Regions from separate parts of the Homo sapiens genome. Here all the other regions are linked to region 1. The links are chromatin contacts, found by Hi-C or POLR2A ChIA-PET in ENCODE. All regions are on one chromosome and are shown on one strand. The core of a region is the stretch at or near the end of the contact, and the rest is flanking DNA. Distances in the headings are between cores, read along the strand shown. Region 1 overlaps GAP43 (growth associated protein 43). Region 2 overlaps ZBTB20 (zinc finger and BTB domain containing 20). Region 3 holds the start of NAA50 (N-alpha-acetyltransferase 50, NatE catalytic subunit). Region 4 holds the start of GRAMD1C (GRAM domain containing 1C). Region 5 has its middle 23 kb from the start of ZNF80. Region 6 holds the start of TIGIT (T cell immunoreceptor with Ig and ITIM domains). Region 7 holds the start of ZDHHC23 (zDHHC palmitoyltransferase 23).

The links. Hi-C counts contacts between places; a loop is a spot of excess contacts on that map. ChIA-PET counts read pairs that join two places held with the same protein, here RNA polymerase II (POLR2A). Pooled maps may share reads with other maps.
Region 2: a loop to region 1 is called in a map with no recorded cell type, with 2.5 times the contacts of the local background. The contact joins two enhancer-like sites. A Hi-C loop is called at or near these places in 3 of 37 single-sample maps with no recorded cell type and 3 of 50 pooled maps.
Region 3: a loop to region 1 is called in a map of CD8-positive, alpha-beta T cell, with 15 times the contacts of the local background. The contact joins the promoter of NAA50 here to the enhancer-like site in region 1. A Hi-C loop is called at or near these places in 2 of 168 maps with a recorded cell type or tissue (CD8-positive, alpha-beta T cell and naive thymus-derived CD4-positive, alpha-beta T cell), 3 of 37 single-sample maps with no recorded cell type and 18 of 50 pooled maps. POLR2A ChIA-PET finds 5 or more read pairs at or near these places in 1 of 52 experiments (PC-9).
Region 4: a loop to region 1 is called in a map with no recorded cell type, with 4 times the contacts of the local background. The contact joins the promoter of GRAMD1C here to the enhancer-like site in region 1. A Hi-C loop is called at or near these places in 6 of 37 single-sample maps with no recorded cell type and 1 of 50 pooled maps.
Region 5: a loop to region 1 is called in a map of endothelial cell of umbilical vein, with 5 times the contacts of the local background. The contact joins two enhancer-like sites. A Hi-C loop is called at or near these places in 1 of 168 maps with a recorded cell type or tissue (endothelial cell of umbilical vein), 11 of 37 single-sample maps with no recorded cell type and 10 of 50 pooled maps. POLR2A ChIA-PET finds 5 or more read pairs at or near these places in 1 of 52 experiments (naive thymus-derived CD8-positive, alpha-beta T cell).
Region 6: a loop to region 1 is called in a pooled map, with 5 times the contacts of the local background. The contact joins the promoter of TIGIT here to the enhancer-like site in region 1. A Hi-C loop is called at or near these places in 3 of 37 single-sample maps with no recorded cell type and 2 of 50 pooled maps.
Region 7: a loop to region 1 is called in a map of ascending aorta, with 7 times the contacts of the local background. The contact joins the promoter of ZDHHC23 here to the enhancer-like site in region 1. A Hi-C loop is called at or near these places in 2 of 168 maps with a recorded cell type or tissue (CD8-positive, alpha-beta T cell and ascending aorta) and 7 of 50 pooled maps.

The regions. Positions count from the first base shown.
Region 1 is chr3:115,657,091-115,661,030 of GRCh38, reverse strand. The region is part of intron 1 of GAP43 (growth associated protein 43); the gene reads right to left. Among named protein-coding and RNA genes, the nearest start is that of GAP43, 36 kb to the right of the region's middle. RefSeq lists silencers at 2,095-2,164, 2,345-2,574 and enhancers at 1,496-2,367, 2,368-3,240. Within about 2 kb of position 2,135, at least 35 of the 41 ENCODE cell types and tissues checked have a DNase peak (open chromatin) inside an H3K27ac peak, as active enhancers do; they include CD8-positive, alpha-beta T cell, ascending aorta and endothelial cell of umbilical vein, where a contact is called at or near this core.
Region 2 is chr3:114,330,897-114,334,556 of GRCh38, reverse strand. ZBTB20 (zinc finger and BTB domain containing 20) reads left to right here. Exons shown (of 12, transcript NM_001348800.3): 12 at 1-3,660. Among named protein-coding and RNA genes, the nearest start is that of MIR568, 16 kb to the right of the region's middle. Within about 2 kb of position 1,741, at least 4 of the 41 ENCODE cell types and tissues checked have a DNase peak (open chromatin) inside an H3K27ac peak, as active enhancers do.
Region 3 is chr3:113,743,752-113,747,878 of GRCh38, reverse strand. NAA50 (N-alpha-acetyltransferase 50, NatE catalytic subunit) reads left to right here and starts at 1,630. Exons shown (of 5, transcript NM_025146.4): 1 at 1,630-1,937. The coding sequence starts at 1,930. It overlaps ATP6V1A (ATPase H+ transporting V1 subunit A), which reads right to left and starts at 844. Exons shown (of 15, transcript NM_001690.4): 1 at 766-844. RefSeq lists enhancers at 887-1,256, 578-1,313, 1,314-2,049, 2,297-2,446, 2,050-2,786 and a silencer at 1,607-1,726.
Region 4 is chr3:113,836,706-113,840,498 of GRCh38, reverse strand. It overlaps GRAMD1C (GRAM domain containing 1C), which reads right to left and starts at 1,711. Exons shown (of 18, transcript NM_017577.5): 1 at 1,563-1,711. The coding sequence starts at 1,589. RefSeq lists a silencer at 1,499-1,698.
Region 5 is chr3:114,212,473-114,216,384 of GRCh38, reverse strand. No RefSeq gene overlaps it. Among named protein-coding and RNA genes, the nearest start is that of ZNF80, 23 kb to the left of the region's middle. RefSeq lists an enhancer at 1,976-2,649. Within about 2 kb of position 2,069, at least 12 of the 41 ENCODE cell types and tissues checked have a DNase peak (open chromatin) inside an H3K27ac peak, as active enhancers do; they include endothelial cell of umbilical vein, where a contact is called at or near this core.
Region 6 is chr3:114,291,986-114,295,861 of GRCh38, reverse strand. TIGIT (T cell immunoreceptor with Ig and ITIM domains) reads right to left here and starts at 1,834. Exons shown (of 4, transcript NM_173799.4): 1 at 1,740-1,834; 2 at 1-317. The coding sequence starts at 1,800. RefSeq lists an enhancer at 3,636-3,876.
Region 7 is chr3:113,945,967-113,950,161 of GRCh38, reverse strand. It overlaps ZDHHC23 (zDHHC palmitoyltransferase 23), which reads right to left and starts at 2,149. Exons shown (of 5, transcript NM_001320466.2): 1 at 1,972-2,149; 2 at 1,199-1,476. The coding sequence starts at 1,359. GRAMD1C (GRAM domain containing 1C) reads right to left here. Exons shown (of 18, transcript NM_017577.5): 18 at 2,988-4,195. RefSeq lists silencers at 1,567-1,666, 2,017-2,516 and an enhancer at 2,231-2,731.

The sequences.
Region 1 (3,940 bases), core at 886-3,385:
CTCCAGCTCAAGACACCTGTCTCTAGGGACTATTTCTAACAATCTTAGATCTGGATGAAGACAAGGCAGTGAAAGCTATCGAGATTAGCTAAGGGAGCACAGTGACCTGGCAACAGAAACAAAAAGGGCTTCTTAAATCCCCAGGGCTGTTCCCTCAGCAAGAAGGAAAGGCAAGGAGGACAGATGCTGTCTACAGCCTAGCCGTTCCACATGTGGACCAGCAACATCTGCACCACTAAGGGCAGTTTGGGCTGGCAATGCAGACTGTCACCCCGCCCAGGCCCACTGAACCAATATCTCCATTTTAACAAATCTTTTGCACATTCAATGATGAAATATACTGGCCCACAACACTCAGACTAAACACACCCGTTCTGAGAAATCTACAGTTCTTTTTGAATATCTCTTTAAATGAAAAGTTTCAGACAGTTTCAGAGGTGCCTCTATTATAAAATTCAGAGAAATAATCAGCAGCAAGAAGGCCAGGCCTGACATATCCCAACCTGACTCCAACTTTATGAAAGTCTCTTCACTTCTCTGGATCTGTTTCTTTGTCTGTACATTAAGGGAGTTGACTAGGAGATTTAAGACAAACATTCAAAGTGTAAGTTTGAATTGTGTGCAAATGTATATATGTTCTGTTTCCCTATTTCTCTAGAAAAGAAACATCTAAGAAGTTATCTGTGATCTTATTCTAGTATCTGGAATGGTATTTATAGGTATATAATTATAGGTACATAATTACTGGGAATTTTGGAATATGTATACAACATGAGGATCTCCAAACTGAGAGAGCACCAAACTTCTCCGCTGGCCAGCCTCCCATGTGGCAATACCCTTGACTCTGTACAGTTAAGGATGACTTGACCTGCATGCCTCTATGAACTGTTAAATAAACCACCTCAACAGGAAAGCAGACACCATCCTTTAGGCATCTAATTCCTACCCTCTCAGAATGCAGTAACAAACCCTTCATGATTCAGCAAAAAGCTAAACATTCCCCCAAAGCCTCTGCGATGAAAAAAGTGAAAGATTCTAAAGAAATGTCTCCCTTCACAAGTTTTAAAGCCAAGTTTTTAGCTGTGTTGAAAATCTGAATGGAACTCACTGTCCTAGTTGCGGGGGAGGGGGCTGCTAAAAATAAATAAATAAGATACGCGAATCACTGTTATCCTCTACCACAGTTGGCTTCAACCTATTTAAAAAGAAAAAGAGGTCAGAAAACAGAGAGGGAAGGTTCTAACCCTCATGAGCTTCCTACACTCATCACTGGCAGATGCAGTATTGTCTCTCTACAGCTCGTCTACCCTCGTGGGTCTCTTCAGTCATCAGCTTTTAGGGATGGGGACCCATTCTGACCCTAAGAAGCTTGCTGCCTGACACCTTGCCCCTCTTCCCTTTTCTCTCTCTCTAATATTTTATTTTAATTTTTCGCTCTCCTTTCATGTGGACCTGAAGCCACTTACAGCCTGTGACAAAGCCCATCACATCGTAGTGTTTAATGTTCATTCACATTATTGAATGAATGAACAAATGCATGCTGGTGCCATGTGTTTCCAAGCGAAGAGGAAATCTCACACCAAGTCTAAATTTGGCCACGTCTACAATCATCTCACTTCTTTCCACCTGCTTCGTTTACCCTCCCCCCCGAAAAAGAAACTTGTGTGCAATTGTCTATAGAACCTGCATTTCATAGTGAGAAATGGAAAGTTCAAATGAAAAAGCCTAGAAAACTTTTTAAAAATAGTAATAATCATGAAAGGCCATTGTTTTCCAAATGGGGTCTCTGGCCTTCACTCCTCAGCTGTTTGTTCCTTCCTGTGCTGTCTTCTAAAGACAGAGCATTGCTGTTTAGTTTCCAAAGGTCCGCTTTTGCTGACAAAGAAACCTTCCTGCCGGCCGCTCTTCCACTCCCCTGGCCCTGTTAGAGAAAGAGGCGCAAACAGCCCGAAGAATGCTAAAGTGCTTTTTGCCGCCTCCAAGCAAGGAAAAAGTGGGCGGTACAAGAAGGTTACTTCCAATTGACCCAGCTTTCTCTCCTCTTCCCCACCCGCTGCTTAACCTTGGCTGACCCAGGGCTGCTCAGTCCCCGGAAGCAGGCTGCGGTTGCTGCTGCGGGTGGGAGCTGAAGGCGAGCGGGCCAAGAAGGGCGAAGGAGAGAGCCCGGCGCATCGCCCCTGGGTGCCCTCCTCCCGCGGAGAGACCTGGGGCCCTGGGCTGACGCTTTTGTTCTCCAAGCCCCTGAAAGAAGCAATTATCTCCCAAACAAGAGATTGTGGAGATTCGTTAAAAATGAAAGCGAACTCCCGGGTGTTCGGGGAGCAAGAGGCCTCCCCGGAGGTCTGCGGAGTTGGAGGAGGAGCCCCGCGGACCCCAAGCGCCGTGTCGCTGCCTCTGGGGGGCTCTCCGTGCAGCGGGCGGAGGCCGCGCCACGCCCTGCGGTCCCCAGGGTCTCAGCGGCTGAGGCCACGCCCGCAGCACGGCCGCGAGCCCGCGCGGGTGGGGGCGCAGAGAGCCGGTGACTGACGGCAGCCGGGGAGAAACAAAGAGATGAGATCACACTGCAGAGCCGCCGAGGGAACGCCTAAAGAAGGCAGAAAATGAGACGCGAAAAGGGCCTCATGGAGTCAGAACGCAGAAGGTGGGGTAGGAAGGCCAAGGCAGAGAAACGAAGCCCTGACTTGGAGAAGGGAAACCAGGCAGTTTGTAAGCCCAAGAGTAAGAAGCAAAGTGGGGAGAAGGAAGACAAGCCAGAACCAGCCCTACTTAGGAAAAAAAAACCAAAAAAGTTTGCTTCAACCCTCTCCTCTCCTCTGCTGCCCGTCACGTTGTTCTCTAAACTCTGATGATTTGTGTCAGTTCTTTACATCGTATTTTGTTTTGTTTGAGTCTGGGGTCTAAGGATGGGCTTCAGAGTATCCCTGAAGTAGTGTGCAGTATGTTTGGTTTATATGATTATTTCAGTGTTGAATGCTCATAGCTTTTTTATATGTCTAAGGTATGTAATACCCCGAAGAAGGTTAACTGTTTCTAGGCCGCACCATTGTGGAAAAGAAAAAACAAATAGAAAACAGCTAACATGGAAATGTTACCAGGGATGAGGAATTTAGTAATACCTTGTCTCTTTGGTTAATCAGATTAATACCAGTCATCTAATCAAAATAAACATTTTTGGCTGGGTACGGCGGCTCACGTCTGTAATCCCAGAACTTTGGGAGGCAGAGGTGGGGAGGATTGCTTGAGCTCAGGAGTTCGAGGCTAGCCTGGACAACATAAGGCAATTGTGTCTACAAAATATATTATTTCATATATTATTAATATATGTTACATTGGTTTTGCCTGGGGCTCCTTGAGGCAAGTCACCAAAGGAGCAAGGCCAAATCTCATCACATAAGATTATTAACTAGAAAAGACTAATTTGTTCTAGGGCCATACTTGTACCTGATAGCTTCTCACCCAACTGTAAGTTGATTAAGGGCAGTGACCTTATCTGGTTTGTCATTTTAACAGCAGCTCCTAGCATAGTCCGTGGGACTTAGCAGGTACTGAAAAAATATTTGCGAAAGAAATTAATGAATTAACAAGTGAAAGATAGTCTTCTCCCCATCTCCCCATAAACTGATCAATACCCAAGAGGCCCGGGATCAGTTTCACCATCTGGTGGTAACTATGGGTAGTTGAACAAAATCTCACCCAGTGTTCCTTTCTTCGTCCTGGGGGTGAACACACACCTAAGCAGTCTTTCTCCTTAGACCTAAGCAACTCACCTCTCCTACACTTCCACTTTAGCTCATCGCTTGCTCACATAAGCCACTCATTTCCTCTTTTATTCTCTTTTTATCTGTTTTCTCTTTGCCCTCTCCCCACATGATGTTTCTTCCAACCTTTGCCCATCATAAGAAATCATTTTATCCATCCCTCCTTTCATTTATCTTGAGAC
Region 2 (3,660 bases), core at 492-2,991, 1.3 Mb after region 1:
GTGAATTCTGATAATGAAAAAAGTTTTCCTCCAGGTATGTTTGTTTCACATTCAGTCCTAAAGCCTTGAGCTATGTGTACTTCCCTCACACAGGAACACCAGCTGTCCTGTCTGTGCTCTGCCTGCGCCCAAAACTCAATATTTTCTCTCAGCACAGAAGTCAAAAATGAGATATGCCCCTTATAAAACCCCTTCGATTCCTGAGAAAACATAATAAAGCCATATGTTGCTTCCTTGTTGGGGCTCCTCCACAATGCTCCCAACACCTGTGACCCCTAGGAAGACAGGGAGCAAGGTGGATCTGGCCAGGAGTCACAGGATATACACCCATTCTGGAGCTTTCCTCTGTTGTTCTAGAAGATGTTATTTGATTAGTTGGGGCTGGGAGCAGGGGATATATGATTTTGTGGAAAAGGTATCAGATAATCAAATCAGGTCTGCCTCTGCTATAGCCAGTGTGCTGCTGCATTAAAAGGGAACAAAAGGAAGGTGCAACGTAAGAGCAGACACAACCTGAGATGCCCTTGAGATTTAGGAGAACAGGAGGGCGCCCTTTCTGTTGTGACCTGACTCTTAAAAGAAATCTTCTAAAAGAATTCTTTAATTTGGTAATGAGTTGAAGTCCAGGGTAATGGAAGCTCTAGGGCAGAGAACAAAAGAATTGCAAAATGTATTCAGCACCAAACAATGCTAAACCAAGAAACATCCAATCACAAAACTAGGAAGTTTGGCAAGAAGTGGTTAGAGAAATCTCTGGGCTTTTCCATGGGCAGGGTCGACAGACTCTCTTTTCAGTGATTTCTGGCTCTGAGAAACCTCTTTACTCACTAGAAAAGAACTTTATTTAAATGGCCAATTTTGTTCCTCAGAAAAAGAAATTAAAAAAAAAGAAAAATAGGATACTGAAGACAGAACCATGTGACTTGGTGACAAACAAAAGGAGGGGTGCACTAGAATTTCAATAGGCTCCCTAATTCCATAGAAAAAGCAAAGCAACCCAATGCCTCCTGAGCCTGCAGTGCATGAAGAGAGTGCTTGAGCTGACCCAGCCACCAGGCCTTCTGGGGCTAGACATAACTTCCCACTGGAACAGCAGCAGCCTCTTTCCCCTCTTTGTGTTTTCATGAAGAAAACGGCTGTTCTCTTAGGTAGCCAGGAAATAGATTACATGGGGCAAACTTTCAAAAGCAATCTCTACCCTGGTGCTCAGGCTACATACAGAGGCAGAAAAGGGGCACGGAAGAGCCCTTGCTCTTGAGAGAGAGTATTTTCATATTCCCAAGGGCTTTCCGTGTAGAGTTGCTATTTCTGATATCACTTAAACCTTTACAAGAAAAAAGGCTGTGGTGACTCAGTGTTCCTATAAATTCAGAATGTGGAAACTACTAATCCAAAGCATCATTTCTAGCACTGAGTATCAAGACGATCAGCCTGACCAAAATATTGCAAAGAGTTTTCTAAGTCTCTGAAGATTTTTTTCTCCTTGAACACTGAGTCTATAGCAGTCAGCAATGTACCTTAGCCGATCCCTGGGAATGGTTATGGAACAGTAGGGCTTGTTTCCATCCTTTTTAGAGTGAAGAGATAGAAAATTAGGGCTACCTAGTGTGGGTTCTTTTTCAGAACTATGTATTTTCTCCTCACTGCATGATGGGTAAAAATGCCCTGGGTTGAAACAAGAAACATTATCTTTCCACACCACTGACTAAAACACCTGCCAGTGGTTTCTTTAGGCTCCACCTTTTGCTCCGTAAACTGTAGACTTTCAGACTGAAATCTAATCTTAAGTGACCTCAATTAAGGTATTTTCACAAAAGGCTACTTATAGTGTAGCATTATTGCCTTAAATCAGAAAGCCCTGGGAAGAGGATAAAAGATATAGAAATGAGAAGGCTCTGAAGTTATAGGCATTTCTTGCTGTTTAATAGTTACATTATCACAAAAACAAGCCCTATTCATGATTGAGGACTATGGAAATAGTGACTTCTTGAGGAGGCACCAAACTTTCCTAGAACTGGGTACTCTCAGATAGTGGCTGCTATTTCCTATTCTATTTCAGTGACGTAGGTTGGGGCTGAATGTAAAATAGACATCATATTACTAAATAGAATCCTATAAAATGCAATCACAGGTGCCCGGGAGTACTAGTTTTAAACATTTCCTTAACAAGGAGAACAATCCAGCAAAAAGCTTTCTTTCTCTATACAGTGTATATCTCTAAACTTTTTTTCCTCAGTTTTAGAGAACATCTGTTTTATCTGGTGGTTCTTTGTTTGAATGCAAACTCATAACTTTCAAGTCTCCGGTGCAAGAGCATAATCTACAGATCATGGGCAAAATCTAGCCACAGTCCTGAGAGTCCAGGCTTCTGGGATGCCCAGCTGGGTATAAAAGTCCCTACTAACCCTGTTTCAAATTCAGAGGTTTCTTTGGTTTAGAATGCCTCAATGAGATTTTGATACATCCAAGAGAGAAAAAAAAAAAAAAAAAAAAAAAAACCTTGGGGGCATCTGTTTCTACTAGTGTTGCAACAGTTGTTTTTACCCAGCAAACTCATTGCAATTTATATGTAGATTCTAATAATGAAAGAGTCTTAACCCATCCAGTATGTCACCGCTGCTGTCCAAAATGTCTATAAATGAGTATACATTATTTATACATGTGCACACACAGTGTGAGCTTCCCTCAGCACAAAACTGTTTCACATTCATATTGCCCAGTGACAACAAGATACATTTTTGAACTTCTGGTTAGAAGTCGAAGGTCTGACATATCTCACGTATCTGCTTATGCTTTGTTGCCTTAGTTGGGTGCATCAGTATCTGTGATGAGACTTTAGGGCATTCTGAAGGAGCCCAACCATCAGTAATTTCTATGTATCCGTTTCATGAGAAACTTGAATATGCTTATGTGGAGTAGAGTGCATTTAACAAACTCTACAGTTCTATTGGATTTATTGACATGTGTGCACATGTGTGTGTTTGTGTATATACTTATTGTCATCTGGAAGTGTGTGTGCCCCCCAAAGGAAGCACACACAGGCAGAGGTCCTCGTGCATAGATACAGTTGCCTCTTCCCACCATTGTGTTTAAGACTTGTGGCTCCCTTCCCAGGAAGCAGTCACCTGCCCACTCTGTTGCTTTTTGTAATGTTTCAGAATTGGGAGAAACAAATGCAGCTTGTTGAATCCACAGCAAACCCACAGGGACAGGCTGTTTTCCTCCATAATAAGGTATAACAGAAGTCTTCAACTGGTGAGCAGACAAGAGGGAGCAGCAGTCCAGGGCGTCTCCCCAGGTCTCCTGGAGGTGGCAGGGGTGGGGACCAATGCCAGGCAGGCAAAGCCCACACAAACTTTGGCCTGAGCCATCCCATAGCTCAAAGGTCTTCATTCCTTTCCTCTATGCAATGCAGTGTGCACACACACACACACACACACACACACACACATAAATTTTATTCTCAAACTAAAGCTTCCTAATTCTGCCTGTACTCACAAGATATCATCGTAATTCACAAACTGTGTCTCCTGAAACCAATGTGGCCTTTGCCAAAGTCTTTCCAGGAGTGGGTTGTTTACCATGTCTAGCAAACCAATAGACTGTTGGGGGGAATGTTTTTTGGTAATCTGTAGGAATTGATTGCTCTTGCCCATCTCA
Region 3 (4,127 bases), core at 381-2,880, 1.9 Mb after region 1:
CTTCCCTAAACCAGCCTGGGCCTCCTGCACACCACAACACCACAATACCATCTTTCAACGCCTCCTCATTCAATCGAGACTGTCGCATTACTAACACCTCCTGTTTTGAAGACAGTATTCCTTCAACTGTCCTCTCTGCAGAGAAGAAAAAGTAAAAGCCCTTCTTTTACTTTTCTAGTCCCATCCGAAGCACGTGAACATCTACGGAACCTTCCCTGCAGGTATGTCAGATAAAATCCTTAGAATCACTGAGAAAGCACATTCGGAGGGAAGCTTCACAGTGACTCTGCAGTGAGGGCCGTATCAGTGACAGTCCCTCCCAAGCCTGTCTCACCGGAGACGCCTCTGCCTCCAGGGTTTTTGCTACCTCCCCGCTCCTCAGCCCTGAGCTGAGGGTAAGGACAGTGAGGACCTTTGCCAAAGAATGGGCTTTAAGGAATGGGACCTAATGTCTACTGCAGACCCTGTGAAATGGCTGAAACAATCTGCTACCCGAAGCCCCAAAGGCTCTGAGTAGGGAACCATAATGGCCGCACTCACTTCCAACCCTGGGAAAGGTGGACATCTGAATCCCCAAGTAGCGGGAACGACCACACTTGGGGGAGCGGGGGTTAAGGAGAAATGAGCTCCTTGCCGGTGCAGGGTGACAGCGGGGAGGAAGCCTCAGGCAGAAAAGTCGCCGTTCACACTCTCCCTTCTCTCCTTCCTCTGCCTCCTTCCACCCCCTCTATCCCCACCACTCGCCAGTTACCGGTCGCCGCTCACCTGCTGGGGCGCGAGGTGCAGAGACTGTACCGACCGAGGACCCAGAGGCTGTCACCACGGAGGGGAAGTCCTCAGCTGCACAGGTTGGGGGGGGGGGGGGGGGCGGGCCCAACCAGTCACATGACGTCGAGCTCCGCCCTGCCTCCTCCATCCCAGCGCTCTACATCTCGGGGGGCCTGAATTTTTACGGATCCCTTGAATATTAATTTTCTTGGATTAAAGAAATAAAAGATAAATTTTCACAAAGAGTATGTTATAAAGTACAATGTGGAAAATGTGGACAGCAAGAGTTAAAGCGCATTGCTAAGGAAGTGACGTTCACGCCACAATCGAGGGACAGGAAATGGCGGTGGCGTTCCGTCCCTCTGGAGTCCGCCGGTAAAATTCCAGGCTCTGAGGTTTGGGCCAATCACGTGATCTTAAAACTTGAGGCGTGCTGGAGGGTAGCCAATCTATCTGGCCGATTGTTAACTACGTTTGTTTTAAAACACCTAACTTAAACTTGAGCTTTCCACAGATTTCTTTACATTTAGAAGAACTAACTTTATAAAACCCTACTAGGAGGCAACAGCGTTTGAAGGTCACTCTGGAGACCACAAACTGGGAAGAACGGGGCTGAGAAAAACTATCTTGCGGATATGGGACAAGAGAGGGAGGGGTGGAAAAATCTGGATTTTACCGCCAGGGCCTACCGAGCCAGCCCCACAAGCAGTGTCGTAAGCGGGTGGGAGGGAGGAGCATGACCCCAGAAGGCCCAGTCCAGGAGAAAGATGGAGGTTCCGGAGTGGAGGGGGCAGGGTGCGCGGAGGCGAGCAGTGCGGCTGCGCGTGAGGCGGCGGCGCGCCGGCGCGCGAGGGGCGGGGTGAAAGGTCACAGCGCGGCAGCGGGTCTGGCTGGCGGCAGCGGCGGGAGGGAGCCGAGAGACCCGAGTGCACGTGTGGAGAAGCGGCGGCACAAGCGCGGCGGCGGGAGACACTCCCGCCCCCACCAGACTCAAGCCCTCACTCGACTCTCGCGGCCTTCGTTGCTCGCACAGCTCCCTGCCCAGGCTAGGAGGCCGGCTTGCGGGGTTGAGTGGCCCGAGCTAAGGGTGCGGAGACCTAAGGGCGGCGACTACGACGGCGTTGATATCGGTGGTAACGACGGCCTCAGCAGGCGGGGAAGATGAAAGGGTGAGGAAGGGCAGCCGGGCAGGGCCCGGCCGGTGGGGTAGAAGGGTCCGGGCCCATGTAGAGGGGGAGAGCCGCAAAGGCGAGGAGAGATTCAGGGCGAAGACGGGCGGAGGGAGATTTCTCTGCTTCTCAGTTCCCTCGGCTCCCGGAGGGGGCGGAGGCGAGGCTCGGGCTGTTGGCGGGCTGAAGGGCCAGCGGAGGCAAGACCCGGGGGGCTTCAGGGTTTCGGTTCGGAGACGAGTGTGGGTTGTTGAGTGGGGAGAAGCGACCGAGTGGGGCAACATGGAAAGGCTATTGTGAAGCGCCCGGGGCCTCCTTCCCGGGAGCGGACCGCTGAGCCACGCCGGCCCGCAGCTCCAGGTGGAGTGGTTTGGTTGTCTTCCACCTCCAGACTCAACTCTGGAACTGCGGTGTTTGACACCTTTCAGTTTAATTCACGCTTGGGAGCTGTGCAGAACCTTCTGGAGGAAGAAGAAATTGGAATAAAGAGCACGGGGATGAGTATTAAGAGCTAGTGACTCAACTAGATTTGGGTTGGGTCACAGCGAGTGGAGGAGGGGGAGAGAGCGCGATCACTGTAGACTTGGGGTGCCAACATATTTAAGGAAGTATAGGGTGGATCAGTAGGTGGAGCTGTTGCTTCAGTAGTTCACTATTGCCCCTGAGTGCTGAGGCGGTCCTGGGTAGTTCTACCACGCTGCTCCTTTCAGGTGATTGGCAAAGTTAATGTTCGGTCTTTCACCGTTTGCCTCTTACGTAAAATTAGGAATTATTTTGGATCGACTGGTTAAGTTTTTATGAAATGTCTCCTTACCATTAAGTTGTATAGTTTTAATGTATTAATTACGTAACATTTTTCCGAAGCATTGTCTCAAGCCGTTTTGGAGCTTGTCTTTACCCTCAAAGAGATGAAGCTCATAAACGTTAAAAAGCTCTCTGCGATGCCATAGTTTGTTGTTGTAAGTCGATTAAGAAGTCGTAACTATGTTTTAAGTTAACGAAGTCATTCCAACTATTCAATAGCACTTTTGAGGATGAAATAAAAGTCACTTTCAACGTAATCTCATACTGCCCCAAACAAGGACCTAAATATTACCTCTGTGTATCGGTATTTGAGGTTCCTGAAGAGATTCCAAGAAAGTTTAATTTGGTCTTAGGTCTGTAACATGTTTCCTTACTTTAATTTTCCTTTAAATACTGGATATTTATTCTAATGTTGAATTGTATGTTTTGTACTAATAATCTTTAAAGTTTAAGAACCATGAACTATTCACAGTACCTGCATTGTTTCACATCAAGTTGTAAAGAGTTCCAGTTAGGGAAATATAATTGACGGGTATAGGAAGTATTTGCTCCACTTGAATCATGATCTTGGAAGTTTGGCTATTTCAGATACAATCCAACATATTTGGAGAATGTTGTTTTTCTGCTATACTGCACTCCTTTTGTTTTGTTCTTTTCATTTTTTTTTTTTTAATGAGGCAGGGTCTGGCTCTGTTGCCCAGGCTGGAGTGCAGTGGCGCTATCTCGGCCCACTGCAACCTTTGCCTCCCCAGCTCAAGCAATCCTCCCGCCTCAGCCTTCCGAGTCGGTGGGACCTCAGGCGCGCACCACCACGCCTTGCTAATTTTTTGTATATTTTGTAGAGACGGGGGTCTGACTATGTTGGCCAGGCTGGTCTCAAACTCCTGAGCTCAAGCGATCCACCCACCTCTGCCTCCCAAAGTGCTGGGATTACAGGTGTGAGCCACTGAACGCGGCATATACTGCACTTCTTGAACATGGTTGCTGACTCTTACTCATTTTTGTACTCATTGTCAGGCACTCAGTACTTGTTTGTCATGTTCTGTTAAGTAAGAAAAATGAGGCTGAAGAGTTCCCAGTGTTGAAATTGCCATGGATTTACGAAGGGGTTGCCAGGAAATTATTCTGTATGTTTAGATCCAAAATCTTCAATCTAGTTCAGTCTCCATAGGCTGTGATGTTCTTTCTGATACATAACTTGGCGATAGAAATGAAGCTGAACAGTCATATTATTCACAATCTACCTTGAATTAATATATTCATGGAGCAATTATCTCTGTTTAAAATGGGTATTTACATGTAACCTGATGAAGGCAGATCCCTAGAAATAACTGGCCGAATTTAGAGGAAACTTACAACTATTGAATCTGTACCTTTATGCCAGTA
Region 4 (3,793 bases), core at 462-2,961, 1.8 Mb after region 1:
TCCCAAAGTGCTAGAATTACAGGCATGAGCCACTGCACTGGGCCACAATGGCTGACTTAAATTCAAATTCAAATTCAAATGGTGCAGGTCAGTCATCAAACATCAAGGGTGAAAAAAAGACCTGGAGCCAGTTTTTTCCTGAGGCTCTCTTAAGCCATTTTAGTGCTGCTTGAGAGGCCTGCCTTGCTCTCCCTGGAGACCTTAATTATGTAAGTAAAAGACTTTTTCAGGGCCGGGCGCGGTGGTGGCTCAAGCCTGTTATCCCAGTACTTTGGGAGGCCGAGGCGGGCGGATCATGAGGTCAGGAGTTCAAGACCATCCTGGCTAACACGGTGAAACCCCGTCTCTACTAAAAACACAAAAAATTAGCCGGGCGTGGTGGCGGGCGCCTGTAGTTCCAGCTACTGGGGAGTCTGAGGCAGAAGAATGGCGTGAACCCGGGAGGCAGAGCTTGCAGTGAGCCGAGATTGCGCCACTGCACTCCAACCTCAGGGTGTGTGTGTGGCATCATCAGTTTCTACTCCAACCTCATGGTGTGTGTGTGGCATCATCAGTTTCTACACCTGAATCAAATTTGGGATGGGGGTCCATTCTGGCTTTCTGGGGTGGCTACAGTAGATTCCTGTCTCTCTGACTTATTAGCTGTGTGGTCCTTAGCAAAGTCAATCTCTGTACATCTGTTCCTTAACTCTACAATAGAGGAAATAATTTTATCTCTAGTCTAGACAATAAGCTTATTGAGAGCAGGGATCATGTCTGTGTTAATCACCATCTAATCCCGAACACCCAGTGCCAGGGACATAACTGAATCAGTGACTGATTGGGTTCATGAATATCCAGCTTGACTATTTCATAGTAATGTTTTTCAAATCAAGTGAAATAACACTCATTCATCTGTTCATTCAACAATTATTTGTGTACCTCCACTAATCTGTAAACTATAACGCTCTTCAGAAGATATAGCACTGACCGCAGTTCTCTAAAAGTAAAATACATACACACAAACCAATGTAGAAGGAGGATGGTGTTCAGAAACGCAGGCGCCCGTCCAACAAAAGCGGGGTTTCATCCTGAATATTAATAAGCACGCTTTCCGTTTTGTCAAATAAGGTAGTAAACAAATAAAACTAGACTAGTTGAAATCAAAAACTTGGCTGACAGCACAGTGATTTAAACTATCCGGACCTTTACAACAGGGCTGAGAATGAAAGGAAGGGGGCAAGGCTGGAAAAAACGTTGACAGTGGGTCAGAATCACGACCATGGGGCCTGACCCAAGGGGGCCTGGGGCTGAGACATCCGCACCAGGACATTTCGGGACCAAATTCAAGCCCTCAACGCCCACAGGGAAGCAAATGTCCCCACCACCGCCCGTAGGGAAAGGGCTCGCAGAGGCACAGGAAACCGTTTCCTCGGTAACAACTTTCCGTATTACTCCAAAGAGCACGAAGAAAAGGGAAGGGAGGGATTAACTGTAATCTGAGAAGGTTCAAGCAATCACCGTGAGAAAAAGTAGGCTAAAGCCACAGATGGGAACCTGCCCCAGCGAGGCCCGCGGCTTACCTGACGGACAGTCGGAGCGCCCTCCATCGCGGCTCCCTCCGCCGCCGCGGCACCGCCCCGCGCGCACCGCACCGCACCGCCCCGCGCCCACCTCCAGCGCGCGCTGCGAGTTACAGGCTCCGCGCGCCTCCTCCGCCGGCCCTCCGAGTACTTCCAGCCGCAGCTCCTTGCGCCCTCTGGCGGCCGTGAAGGATTCCTGACGATGGGTGTTACCGGGTTAGCCTGAAGGCTTGTCTTTCTAGGGGTCACAATGAGACTTCCCTATTCCCAACCTCAAACTACTGTGCCTCCCAGGAAATGGCATACCCTGCCCCAATGTGCGAAAAGGTGAATTGCTCGGAAACTTTTTTTTTTTTTTTTTGAGACGGAGTTTCGCTCTCATTCCTCAGGCTGGATGGAGTGCCAAGGCCCCGTCTCGGCTAACTGCAACCTCCGCCTCCCAGTTCAAGCGATTCTCCTGCCTCAGCCTCCCGAGTAGCTGTGGTTACAGGCGCCTGCCACCACGCCCGGATAATTTTTGTATTTTTAGTAGAGACAAGGTTTCACCATGTGGGTCAGGCTGGTCTCGAACTCCCCACCTCAGGCAATCCGCTGGCCTTGGCCTCCCAAAGTGCTGGGATTACAGGCGTCAGCCACCGCCCCCGGCCAGGAAACTCTTGTTCCTTCCAATAAAGGATTGAAGTTACTGATTAACTGCTGTACGTATTGCAGATTCTTGGTTCTGTAAACCAAAAATAAAATGCCGAGGCCCACCCCCAGCCATCTAAATGGACCCCTCCTCTTGGCCAAGAGCGTTCCAAATTTAACCTGAAAATCTAGTTCAGGCCATGATGAAAGAGGGGATTGGACATGCCTCATTAACATCAACACAGACCTTAAGTCTGAGAAGAAATATTTATCATCTATTGCCTCGGACACCTGCTACTTGGAGGCTGCATCTGCATGATAAAACCTTGGTATCCACAACCCCTTATCCTAACCCAGACATTCCTTTCTACTGATAATAACTCTTTTTTCTCTTTTTCTTTTGAGACAGGTTCTGGCTCTATTAGACCAGCTGGAGTGCGGTGGCGCAATCTCTGCTCACTGCAACCTCCACCTCCCGGACTCAACCAATCCTCCCACCTCAGCCTCTCGAGTAGCTGGGACTACTGGCGTGTGCCACCATGCTTAACTACTTTGTTTGTTTGTTTGTTTGTTTGTTTGTTTGTTTTTTGAGACAGGGTTTCGCCATGTTGCCCAGACTGGTCTCGAACTCCTGGACTCAAGCAGTCTGCCCCCTTCGGCCTCCCAAAGTGCTGGGATTACACGTGCAAGCCACAGCTCCCAGTCAATAATAACGCTTTCAACCAATTGCAAATCAGAAAATTTTTTTATGTACCAATGACCTGAAAGTTCCTCCTTCTCGCCTTGGAGCTGTCTCCCCTTCCAGATTGAAACAATGTAAATCTTACATGTATTGATTGATGTATTAGGTCTGCCCAAAATATATAAAAGCAAGCTGTACCCCAACCACCTTGGACACATGTCATTGGGACTTCCTGAGACTGTGTCACAGGTGTGTCCTTAACCTTCACAAAATAAATTTTCTAAATTAACTGAGGCCTGTCTCAGATATTTGGGGTTCAGAGTTCCCAACCAAACAGCTATAAAAAAGACATTCTAAGCCAGGCACAGTGGCTAACTCATGTAATTCCAGCACTTTGGGAGACTAAGGTGGGAGGGTTGCTTGTGTCCAGGAGTTCAAGACCAGCCTGGGCAAAACAGGGGGGCCCCATCTCCAGAAAAGAGAGACAGAGAGAGAGAAAGAAAGAGAGAGAGAGGGAAGGAAGGAAGGAAGGAAAGAAGGAAGGAAGGGAGGGAGGGAAGACATTCTAGAACAATTGAGGAATAGTGAATATGAAATGGCTATTAGAGTTGATGTTACAGGATAATTAATGATTTATGTATACATTTATGGATATTCATTTATGGATAATTAATAATTTTTGGCAGCTGGGCGTGGTGGCTCAAGCCTGTAATCCCAGCACTTTGGGAGGCTGAGGTGGGAGGATCACCTGAGGTCAGGAGTTTGAGACCAACCTGGCCAACATGGTGAAACCCTGTCTCTACTAAAAATACAAAAATTAGTCGGGCGTGATGGTGAGCACCTGTAATCTCAGCTACTTGGGAGGCTGAGGCAGGAGAATCGCTTGAACCTGGAAAGTGGAGGCTGCAGGGAGCCGAGATCA
Region 5 (3,912 bases), core at 820-3,319, 1.4 Mb after region 1:
GCCTGTACCAAACCAGCCAAATATACCCAAAGAAAACAACCATGCTGACTGGTCTCACTTTAAAGTTATCATCACAAACCACAAGTGAGCCCTTAGTGTAGCGTGGCAGCCTACTCTATTTCCCTAGTCAACTCACTTTTCCAGGACTATTTCACATCTTCCTCTCTCTCTTCAAATCTCCAACACATTCTTTTCCTCCACACTGTCAGCTGATAACTTTGCTTCCTACTTCACTGAGAAAATCGGAGCAATTAGAAAAAGAACTTGCACAAGTTTCTACCCTCACATCTTTCTACACTATGTCCATGCGTTTACCTTCACTCCTGCTGCTCTGGATGAACTGTGTATTTTCTACCTAAAGCCAACCCCTCCACTTTGCACCAGATCCCAACCCCTCACGCCACCCAAGGACATTGCTTTAGCATCATCTATTTTCCTTCTCTACTGAATCAGAACTAGAATAATGTGAGAATAATTAATAACATGGATCAGAATAACGTGATGCTATTTCTCCAATCAAAACCACAAACAACAACAGCAACAAGAAATTTCCCTGGGATTCCACTCCTAAGTCAAACGACTCCATTTCTTTCCCCCTTGCAGCAAACTTCTTAAAATGGTTGTTCTTACTCTCTCTCTCATTCTTCTTGTCTTCTGTTGAAGACATCTCAAGTAGGCTTTTGTTCCCTCCACAGCATCTCTATAATATTCTATCTGAAATATTATACATTTACTTGTTTATTTATTTGCATTTCTACACCTTCACTAGAACCAAAATTACAGGAAAATGTGGAATGGCTCTTTCCTCAGCATCTAGAATAATGTCAAGTTCACAGTGGGCACTCCCTTAAATACATTTTGAGTGGAGGAATGAGTTTGGGATTTGAACCCATGCAGTGTGGCTCCAGTGTCATTAAGTCAGAATGGTGGAAGAGGGGCATCCTTCTCACCAGGGACTCCAAGAACTATTTGAGAATTGGTAAGGTTGGAAGTCTCCCCTAGTAAGGGCAGAGCCAAAAAAAACAAAAGCTGTTTATTATAACCCTATCTTGCCCCATCTCTGATAGGCTGAGAAACCCACGTTACACATCTGTGTTAATGTGAGAGCTGCAAAACACCCCTGTATCCTGAGAAGATGTGGTTTAACTTGACGTGTAACGGCATCCGCAGATACTATAGGGTACTTATGAGTCTTGTGTTGGTTTGCTGGTTTTTTTTTTAACTCACTAAATTCTATTTTAACAACCATGTGCTCACCCCACCTCCTGACCTAAGGTATTTTCCTTATCTGAGCACACCTGTGCTTGTTCCTAGGTAAATCTGGGCCAATGCAGAGTACTGTCTGCACTGCTTAGTTGGTAAATGTGTCTGTAGCATGACTATCATCACAACTGCCATCTGAGCAGCAGAGCCAGATGGAATCAGACCACTCATTGGTCTACTGAGGTAAGGATGGGCTTTTTAGCTCTGCTCTCTCTTAGAAACAAAAACAAACAAATCAAAAGACTAACTTTTTTTTTTTTTGCATTCACCTAGACTATTATGCCAGAACTTGCGTAAGAAAAACACTTCTTTCCGACCCCTGTAGTGATCAACTGATGCCTTCAAGCAGGAAACCTGATTGCCCTCATCTCAGGCTGAGTCTGTTTTATCAATCACAAAGTGACTCAACCCTTTTTTAAAAGCCAGCTGTGACCATTGACTCTGTGACCTCCTGTGGTGGTGAATTCAGTTTAAAAAATAATAATGTTAAAATAACAAAGCTTATTGAAGCTATTATGCTTCAATGCTCCACCCTTTGGGGGCTAAAGGAAATAAAGCAAGTTGGCCAGACCTGAGGAGTTGATGATACACATTTTCCTCCCCCAGAAGCATCTTGTAACTTGTCCCACACCAGCAGTGACTTCCCAGTATGGCGTTTCTCCCCGCTGCTCCCATCAGCAAGAGCGTGCTGACACATGGGCTGATGAGCAGTGCCGAGACTTATGGAGTGTGTCCTTCCTGCTTCGAACCTCACAGCCTGTCATCCTCTGTTGTCACACGCTCTTGCTCATTCGCTCGCTGCTCACACTAATCTAGAAGATGATCAAAGAAAAACTCCACTGACTCACCCCTGCCTGGACCAGCGCAGGGATTGGTCAAGCGTGCGCATTAAATATTACCAGATTCTAATCTATTATTTTCACCCGCTTGCTTGCTCTCTCACTCGTACTCTCTCACTTCCTCTCTCTCATTTTTTTTCAAAAAATAAATAAATGAATTCTGGGTTGGCTGAAGATTTCAGCAATGTGAGTGCTGTGCAGATGGATCCTGCTGAAGCTGGTGCTGGCTCTCTAGGGAGTAGCATGAAATGCTGGTTTTCAAAACCTGAGCAGCGTGTAAATGGCAGCTAAAAAGGAAATGCAGATTGGTGCTGAGTGTTAATTGTCTCTTCCTCTCTTCTTCACACACTTCAGAGACTGTGTGGTGGCAGGAGACAGGAAAGCAGGCCTGCCCCCTCGTGGGGTGGGCTTTTTTTTTTTTTTTTTCTCAAGCTGGACTGAGAGAATAACAACACCTAGAGTCCAAGTCAAAACATGGAATGGGTTTTTTTTTTCTTTCAAGTTTTCATCTGATGAAAGTCCGGGAGGTGGCACCGAGCTTGTAATGAAAGTAAGAGTCTGCTGAGAATGAGTCGATGAGGTGTGACACAGAAAGGGGAAGCAGGATGTCTTTGTTTTGAAATGACAGGCGATAAGCTATGGGGGTGCCTGGTGAGATTTTAGTCCATAACTAGGTAGCAACTTGTCAAATGCAGGCCCCTTAAATGCATCACAAGAATTCTCACTTGAGATGATTTCAATTCTAGCTCTGCGTGTGTGAGTGTGTGAGTGTATGCATGCACGCATAGCAAAACATAATTGAATGCCAAAAAACATTGTCATGTCCTGTTAAGGGTACAATTGTAATCACACTGGAACGAGAGCTCTAATTTCCTCCATTGCTTTCCTCGCTTAGGCAGTGACAAGGTCAGGTTTATGACCACAGCCCAGGCTCAGAGCCATTTATTTTCATCCCTGAAGACTCATGTTAGCCTTCTCCCAAGATGTTAATCAAGCAGAATCTTGATTGACTGTCTTTTCTTTTTACGTTTTTGTCTAGATGAAGTGGGGTCATTTGAATTTGTGCAGTTTTGAATAAGATGGGGGCAATAGAGAAGCAACTGGGAAAATTGACTAGCCTTTGGCAAGGAGAACAGAAGAATCTGGAATCCTTTTTTAAAATCATGAAATTCCTGTGCCCCACCTGAGTCACTGTAACCTGTACCTGCTGATGCCTCATTTCTCCATGCATTTATGAAAAGGCTGTGACTCCCTGCTGTTGTCGTGTGGTGCCAACATCATTCCAGCTTGCCAGTTGGAGACAAAAGATAAGCAACCACAAATGAAAACACATTATTGTCTGGATCCATTCTCACCTTCATGGCCAGGAATGTGAAGGTGAGCTGGTCCCCGCCCCTGCACTTCACTGGCAAGACCAAGGAGAGTGCAGTGGACGCTCTCCAAAAACATTGCTTCCTACTACTGCTGCTTGTAATGGAAGTAAGAGTCTGCTGAGAATGCTCATCTCAGGCTGAGCCATGTGTTTCCCATGGCAGCCTCTCTTGGCCCCTGTTCCTAACCAGGACAGAAAGAGATCTCAGCCTGGGATGGGCTGGATCTTGCTCCTAGCACAAAGTGTACTCACTCAAGCCGTGTGAGAAGAAGACAAGGAATGTCCTTTCAAGAAATTGCCTAGAATGCCAATTGGGGGAGGATGCAAGTAGGCTGGACCATCCTGGCTGGCCCCACCCCATGAAAGACCTTTCCTGACTAGAAATGGGGCTCAGATACGGGGCACAGTACTGGGCAGCCAGGTCTCTTTCCTCAGAAC
Region 6 (3,876 bases), core at 585-3,084, 1.4 Mb after region 1:
GACCTCCAGGAAGATTCTCCCAGTGTACGTCCCATCAGGGTAGGTGTGATAGATGCAGAAGTACTCCCCTGTATCGTTCACGGTCAGCGACTGGAGGGTGAGGCCCAGGCCGGGACCTGGGGCCACTCGATCCTTGAAGGATGGGGAGATGTGCCACCCCAAGTCAGCATTACAAATGGCCAGAAGCTGGTCCTGCTGCTCCCAGTTGACCTGGGTCACTTGTGCCGTGGTGGAGGAGAGGTGACATTGTAAGATGATAGAGCCACCTTTCTCTGCAGAAATGTTCCCCGTTGTTTCTATTGTGCCTGTCATCATTCCTAGGGAAGAGGACGAAGCACATGTGAGTCCTGGGTCAGCAGCTGGCCTTCAACCTTCCTAGAAAAATTCTAAGGGCCTTTGAGGCCCCAACTGGATTTTGGAATGATAGTTTCTCCAGTCCATCCTGTTGCTCCTCCATAGAGGCTGTAATTATTTCCTGTTTCTTCCATTTCAAGAGACGCTCCTCTCCATGCCTGTTATTCAAGGCTCCCAGTCCCCCATTCAGGTTGTCTTTCCAGTCTTCTCACCCTTCTCCACACATCTCTACTCCAGCCCAGCCCAGCCCATCTCCTCCCCACCCACTGCCCTATGCTTCCAGAGCTGACTTCTGCCCCTCTTTACACCTCGCCCACAGGGAGGCTTGTCAAGGCTGCACTCCCTCCCCGCCTCCTAGAAGACCTCAGCCCATCTCAACCTCCCTTTTCCTTTCACATTCACTGCCTGTATTGTATAATTAGCACCTTACTAAATGCCTGGCTTATGACTACACAACTTAGCACGTTGCCCCCTCGCATATTCTGCTATGTAGCTTCATGGCCAGCTTGTTATTTTCGTAGGCCTATTTTGTCTACCCACTTAGAATATAAGCCCTTGTCAGCTGATACCACCTCTTCTGTTTTTATTTTGTTTTGTTTTTATGTTTCTTCCTGCGGCCTAGTTCTATGCTGGATGCATTATCCTTTGAAATAAAACCTTGCTGTTTGGTTGATTGTCATTTGCAGTGCCTGAAAAAACCTTCAGGAAAGCCAAGAAATCCAATAGCAAAGGAAGCTTAGCAGGAAACCCTGCTTCTCCCAGGCATAACCACCCTCTCAGCACTTAACCTCTCCCCAGCAACCCTGGGCACATCTCCATCCTCAGATAGTTCAGAAGGCAACATAAAAACTAATTTATACCACAGTTTTTAAATATTTGTGTTCCCCTCCCTCAGAAATATTTGACTCTGATTTTTAATATAGAAGAAATAAATTTAACAAAAAATCAGTCTCTAGTGGTAGAACCTCTGGAATCTGTGAAAAAGACATTTTCAATTCACAGAGAACTTATAATGTTTTCCTGGAAAGTTCCTGAAAGGCAACAGAAAAGAAGCTGGAGCAGGAATGAGCTTCTAAAAGCAAACTGGCAATGCCTCCTGCCCAGCCCTTCTTCTTCTCCTGCTCCTTCTTGTGCTGGCCAGTCAGGCTCCTCCAACCCCGGAAGTCTGCAAAGTCCTTCATCTGCCACCAAAAACAGAACCCCACCTCATTCTCAGAGATTGTCCTTTCTTAAATAAGAGTACACAGGACTCTAAAAGTTGCAATTTCTTTCTCTCAAGCAGCTGTGGCATGCTCTTGGAGTCTTCCCTACACAAGCACCCAAGTCTCCAACCAAGCTTAGCCTTGTTTTTCCTCCCTGCTGCTCTGCTGGGTTTCAGGCCTTACCTGAGGCGAGGGGAGCCTGCCTCAGCCCCTGGGCCCAGATCAGGAGGAGACACCAGCGCATGCTTCTGCCCAGAGGGCCTACAGGAAGCAGATGTGGCCTCTTCTGCCACTGAAAGTAGCCGACTGCAGATAGGACGGTAAAACTGAGCCTCTGAGAAAAGACGGTCTCGGAAAAACCAAGTTTGGCAAAAACCATATTAAAAACACATAAAGTTGTCAACAAATACACAAACTGCATAGGGTGAGCCACAAGAAAGGCCATGAAGGAAACATTTAAAAATAAATGAAAATTGTGGTTAGAGGTACACTCGTCTTTGGATTATAGTCAATCTATTGTTTTTAAGTTCTGTCTTAATGTTTTTTCTAAAAATCAGCCTTTATTCAAAGAGCTCAAGGGCATCTGTGTAGTGCCCAAGATTCTGAAGAATCTGCTACTGATGAGGAACTGTTGGCTGAGCTCCTCTGGCATCCTCCTGATGAAGAATGTGCAATGATAAGAGAAGCTTATCATTGTAGGGACTTACAGGCCAGGGACTGCACTTGAAATCTAATGAACAGGTGAACAAGAAGTGTTTACTTGGGGGATGATACATGGATGGGACAAAGGTCTTGGACAAACACAGCAACTTTCCCTTGAAGGAGATCTTCTACTCGAATCTTATTTCTTTTGTCTTGTTTATCTGGACTGAGACTTTATTGAATTCTGGCTTGATTTCTCTGGTGCAGTAGGATCAGAGGAGATTAGAGGAGAGAGCTTTCCTGTGCACAATGACCTCATGAGAGCTGGAAATGCAAAGAAGGGTGAGCCCCTGGGAGCTGACCCAGGAGAGGGATTGGTTGACATTTGCCTGGAGCTCCCAGCCCATCACCAGGTCCTACTATGGACCCATCCTTCTTTCCTCCCTCCCTCCCTTCATTCATTTGAAAGTCCCTGGGTGCCTACAAAGCACCAACCTCAACACCAGGCTCTGAGGATATGAGAGTAAATAATCACAGCCCCTACCCTCAAATAGTTTACAAAGCTTGTTCCTTGGTGAACTCAGTCAGGAGAGGGGGTAGAAGATCCACATTCACCTGCCTCGCAGGCTCTCAACACAGTTGCCTTGGGGATGCTCCATGTTGTACATCCTGAAAATCTGCATCTGCACCCAGAAGCATCTGAAGCCTGGTGCCCCACCCCCTCCATTCCAGCCATGCACCTCTAGCATTTCACACCATCCAGGCTCCTACCCTCCTTCTCCCTTGCAAGGTCTTCTATCTCAGGCCAGTTTTCTCCCCTCTCTGGGTTCTGCCTATCCCCAACTCTATGACTTGTATACCCCTTATACCCCACCTCCAGACCCTTAGACAATATACGCCTTACCAGCTTCTCTCTGCCTACCCAAAGCAACCTGTCCTTCAAGGCTCACATCAAGAGATGCCTTGCCTTTCAATAGCTACAAAGCCTTCAGCTGAAGGAGAAATAATACCTAATGTGTGTCCAAGGGAAGGTGCCAAGGTTGAACTGGAGGGATGTTTCCCAAACTCACTAAGGCCGGGGAGCCAGGAGTGGCAGGGCCAAGAGCAGCTAGTGGGACTAGAGCACAGAAAGTGGTGGACACTAGGATTTGGGCTATAAAAATTTACAGCCTGTGTTTCCATAGTTGAGCTGGGTGGGAGCCAAAGAGGTGAGACCTCTCTTATATAATGAGATATCCAGAGAAACTTAGAGGTGGTTTTAAACAATTGTTAAATAATTTTTCTGTTTTTTGCTAAGTAACCAGTCCAAAGAGGAATATGGTCAAGTCCATTTTGATCAATGGTGCTCTAGAGGGGGATGATTAACAGACTGGGTCCAAAGTCATCCTGTTTGGTGACCTTGGAAAACTTTCTCAACCTCCTGAAGGCTCAGTTTCCCCATGTGCATATAGGAATAAGAGTACCTCTTTCATAGGGTTGTGAGGATTTAATTCTCTAGTGTTTGGTGAAGTGTTCAGCACAGTGCCTGGAAGATGGCAGGAGTTCAATACATCAACAGTAGTATTGATAACAATATTAATTAAGGAAGTGAAAGGAAAATTGGAGGACAATATCCCTATCTATATAATGTGCTTTGTCAAGAGTAAAATCCTAGTCTCCAGACTCCAAGGCCAGGGTT
Region 7 (4,195 bases), core at 900-3,399, 1.7 Mb after region 1:
ATACAGAGCAGCAGGCACGGTGGAAACACAGAGGAGAGGGGTACAGAGAGAGCAGAGGAGATGCCTCAGGGGACAGCCAAGGTCTCCAGGGCTAGGAGGGAGGAAGAGTTAGCAAGGTTAATGGAAGAGCTGCGGTCTTGAGTGATGGTGGTTATGGAAACAGCATCATTTCTCCATTCATTAGTGCAAAGTGCTCTATTTTCTCAGTATAGATTTCAGACTAAATCTAAAGAACCTATATTCAAAGACATCCATAAAAAAGACTACACAGTACACTGTCAAGTAAGAACGACAAAGGGTTCACTGGGTTTTTAATAGTCAAGGCTGGTACTAGACTGCAGACCCCAGGGAATGCTTTTCATGGCTGTATTAATGTATCAAGTTCTAAGTCAACAAATTGGCAGTTGCAATGACTTTTTTAACCAGAAATAATTATTAATGGGAAAAGCAAGTTTCCAACATCCCTATCCTTCCCACATTATGACTTCCATTGACAGTGATTTTTAAATATATAATTACTCAGAAAATGGATTAAAACCAGATTATTCACTGTCCGACACCAAATTTTTTCAGTGATGTTAAAAATTCTCTTTTTGGATAGTAATTTCCATCACTTGGAAAATAAAAGCCAAATACAGTATGATCAATCAAGAGTGTTGCTGGTCGCACTGAAAACTGTGAATCCAGGGGAGATACATGCCTTCTGGCTGGAGTTCCTCCCCAGAAACAAGGGGCAAGACCAGTACTAACAGCAGGAAAATGAAATTTCAACCCACAAGGCCCTCTGTGGTCAGGTGCCACCCAGTCCCAAGTAGTCAGTCTCTAAATGCTGAGACCTCTGAGAAGGCAGGAACTTTCTGGAACTATTGTGTTCATTTTAAACTTACAGATTCTGCTGGCTTGCATTTTATTTTATACTAACTTGCCTACTATCCCTTTAAACTGCCTGTTCTCTCCCTCATCTCTCTTTAAACGAAAAATAATATCCTATAAAACAGAGCAGACAGACAGCTGTGCACTACTGCGTAATCCATCTTTCTAAAATCCTCACACTTGACACAGAAGCCAACTCTCATTTTAGATGCTTGGAAATAGAATCAAGAGCAAATTCTAGCATTCTGGGTGGCTAGGTTGAAAGTACACATGGCAGTTCTCAGAAGGGTGATGGGGCCAGCGTCAAGAAATGCTCTGTTCTTACCGATCACACCCTTCATCCAGATCTTGACAATCACACAAACAAGTAGCCACGTGGTTCTTTTCCCCATTCCGATCTATGTACTCGCAGCAGCACAGGGGCTCCAATTCAGGTTCTTCGGTTTTCTTTTTCTTCACAGGCTTCATACTGCCCTTCTGTGTCATGATTTGCACCTGTCACCATGAGGCGTAAGAAGCCCTCAGAAGGTAAAGGTGGAAAGAACACAACTTACATCTCGTAAATAGGTCCACGCCTCTCTCTCTCTGCTTAACCTCCAACGCCTGAGCAATCAAAAATGAGAAGAGAGAGGGGGAGGGGGTCCCGTTTTCATCAGGCTTCTGTGGCTCCGCCTGGCCACACAGGGGGCTCCAGGGTTCTTGGAGGTCTGAGCTGCCTTCACCGCCCCTTCCCAGCCTGGGCAGGCGCCGTCTGGGCACCAGCCGTTCCTATGGCGACAGCCGACCACGCGTCCGGGACAGCCGGGGCGCGGGCGGTTGCGCTCACCTGCGGGTGCAGGCTGGGAGGGCCGAGCGGTCTCCGCTCCAAGCCTGGGCGCTGGTGGGAACTCAGCCTCGGGGCTATAGGGAAAGGCGAAGCATATGCCCGCTAGCAGCGGCTGACACACCAGGCTCCCTGGCAGTGCTCAGGGGTCGCGGTCCAGCCCAACTGGTCGGGCCCCTTGCAGGGTGCGCCTCTCCCGCCCCCGCCAATCCGGAGGACGTGGGCGGGCCTCGCGCACCACCCCGCCAGGAGAATGACCTTGGAAGGGAAGTTACCTGCCCTCTGGCCGGAGGTGCAACTGCAGCCAAAGAGGCGGAGGGGAGATGGGTCGGCTTCCCCGGAGGCACAGACGCGTCTCCCGATCTCTGCTACGCGGAGCCCCGGGCGTGACGGCAGGAGTCTCCGGGACCCGGGCTCCGCTCGGCCGCTCCCTCGCCGCAGCCGCCCACCTGTGACCACAGCCCGCCGCGGCCCGGGCGGCGCGCCCGCCTCCCCGCGCCGTCCCAACCGCCCCTCCGCCCGCCCGGCTCGGTGCGCCAGGTCCACGCGCGCTTCCGGGTGCCCCGCCCCCGGCGCCGGGGTTCCCCGCCTGTCCGCACGTGCGCCGCCCGCCTCCCCGCGGTGCCCGCGGGCGAGGCTCCTCCTCCTGGCCCGCGGCCCTGGCGCCGGGAAGGGGAAAATCGGCTCCCGAGAGCGCGTCCAGGAGGCAGGGGCAGGAGGTGGGTCCCGCACCTCCGGCCTGCCCCGCCACGCCACGCCCCGCCCCGCCCCAGAGGCGGCAGCCGGGCGCCGCCGGTGCCTGCGGGCGGCGCGCCGGTGGGACAGCCTCCGGAGCCCCGGGGTGCGGACGAGGTGCGGAGACGGAAATACGGGAAACCCGGGAACCCGGAGGATTTCCGAACTACGTGAGACCGTGGAGCCGCCAGCCTTCATTCAGACTCCGGCAACAGGCGGTGAGGGAGCTTTCCACCGCAAAATGTTATCCAAGTACCTCCCCCAGTTTCGCTGACCTTCTCTTAAAGGCCCATCACTGCTGCCGGATCTGTTCATTTAGCAACCTGTTCGTTTCATGATTTCTGGCTAGCAGCCTTTACATTGGACCAGCAGGCCTCGCTAGTACTTTTGTTCCAGTCGTCTGTGTATTTGAGATGAAACTGCCCTGAGATGAGAGTCCTTTTTGGGTTTTATTATTGCACAAAATTTCTTTAAAGAGTGTGGGCCCATGTACACGTTTCACTACCGCAGGCTTTCTAGTTTTGTTTTTAAGTAGAAAAAGAAGAAAAACTACAACTCAGAAATTTTCAATTTTATTAATATTCAATTTACGTAACAGGCTCAAATTTTATTAATTGAATTCTGCATCCATACGAATTTAGTCTTAATTTATAAAGCAACTTACTTCGATACTCTTCCTTGAAGTATGTTATAAAATACAACGTTTAAATAAACATCACAAAAATATTGTTTGTCGATCATTTTTGTGACTTTAACAGAGAAATCTTCAAGTTTATAATCCACTCATTCTTGCTTACAGCCAGACACTACATAAATCCTTACCAAAACAAAACAAACCCAGGTAGGTTCACTGTTACCCCTAGGTATGCTTCGTTGGAATTCACCCAGAGAAACCCATTTTCCCTCTAACGGAGTCAATACTTTCATTCTCTACAGGCATCTCAAAAATGACTATAATAATGCCATGTGGCTTTGGGGACTCTGGAGAAAAATGAAACATTTAATTAAAGGCAATAGTTGTTCAAACAGTAAGAATGTATACACAGTTTATATATAGATAGATAGATGGATATGTATTTTTTCCCCAGAGAAAGGGCTCAAGAGACAAAACAGTAAAACACTTCAACTTTCCCTAACTCTTGAAAAAATATCTGATTTTAAGTCAGTTTACAAAGTTCTTATTTTAATGAGCCACTTGTATGGAGACACATATGCATAAAAACTTTTTATGAAAGAGCCAAAGCTTGCATCTGAGTTAAAACTTGATAGTCAGTACACTTGTACTGGGACATACGTGCCCCTGAAGTTTTTATTAAAGAGCTAAAATCTATGTCTGGCTTATAACTTACCAATCAAAACAAGTCACACACATACATAAAGAAGGAAGCCATACATGGTTACTGAAAATACACAAATTATTTTCAACCAGATGTGTCACTTCCACCATGAAAGACTGCTAAGCTGAAGCCAATCTTAGTTCAAGTATGCATTTGATCTGTCACTAAATGCCCAGATTTTAACATAACCTTCTGGTTTTTAAAACTCAGAGGATGGTTCTTCCTTTTGACTGTTGGTATTCTAAGTGAGGAGGCAAGATAATCCCACCTCTGATAGTTACCTTAAGAAAAAACAACTATTTCTTTCATAAAGATACAGCATGGCAGAAGACCCTTTCTGATAATCATCATCAACATGCAGATTCAAAAAGTTTGACTATTAAATTTGCATGCTAAATAAATGAAGACATTATAATCTTTACAGTAC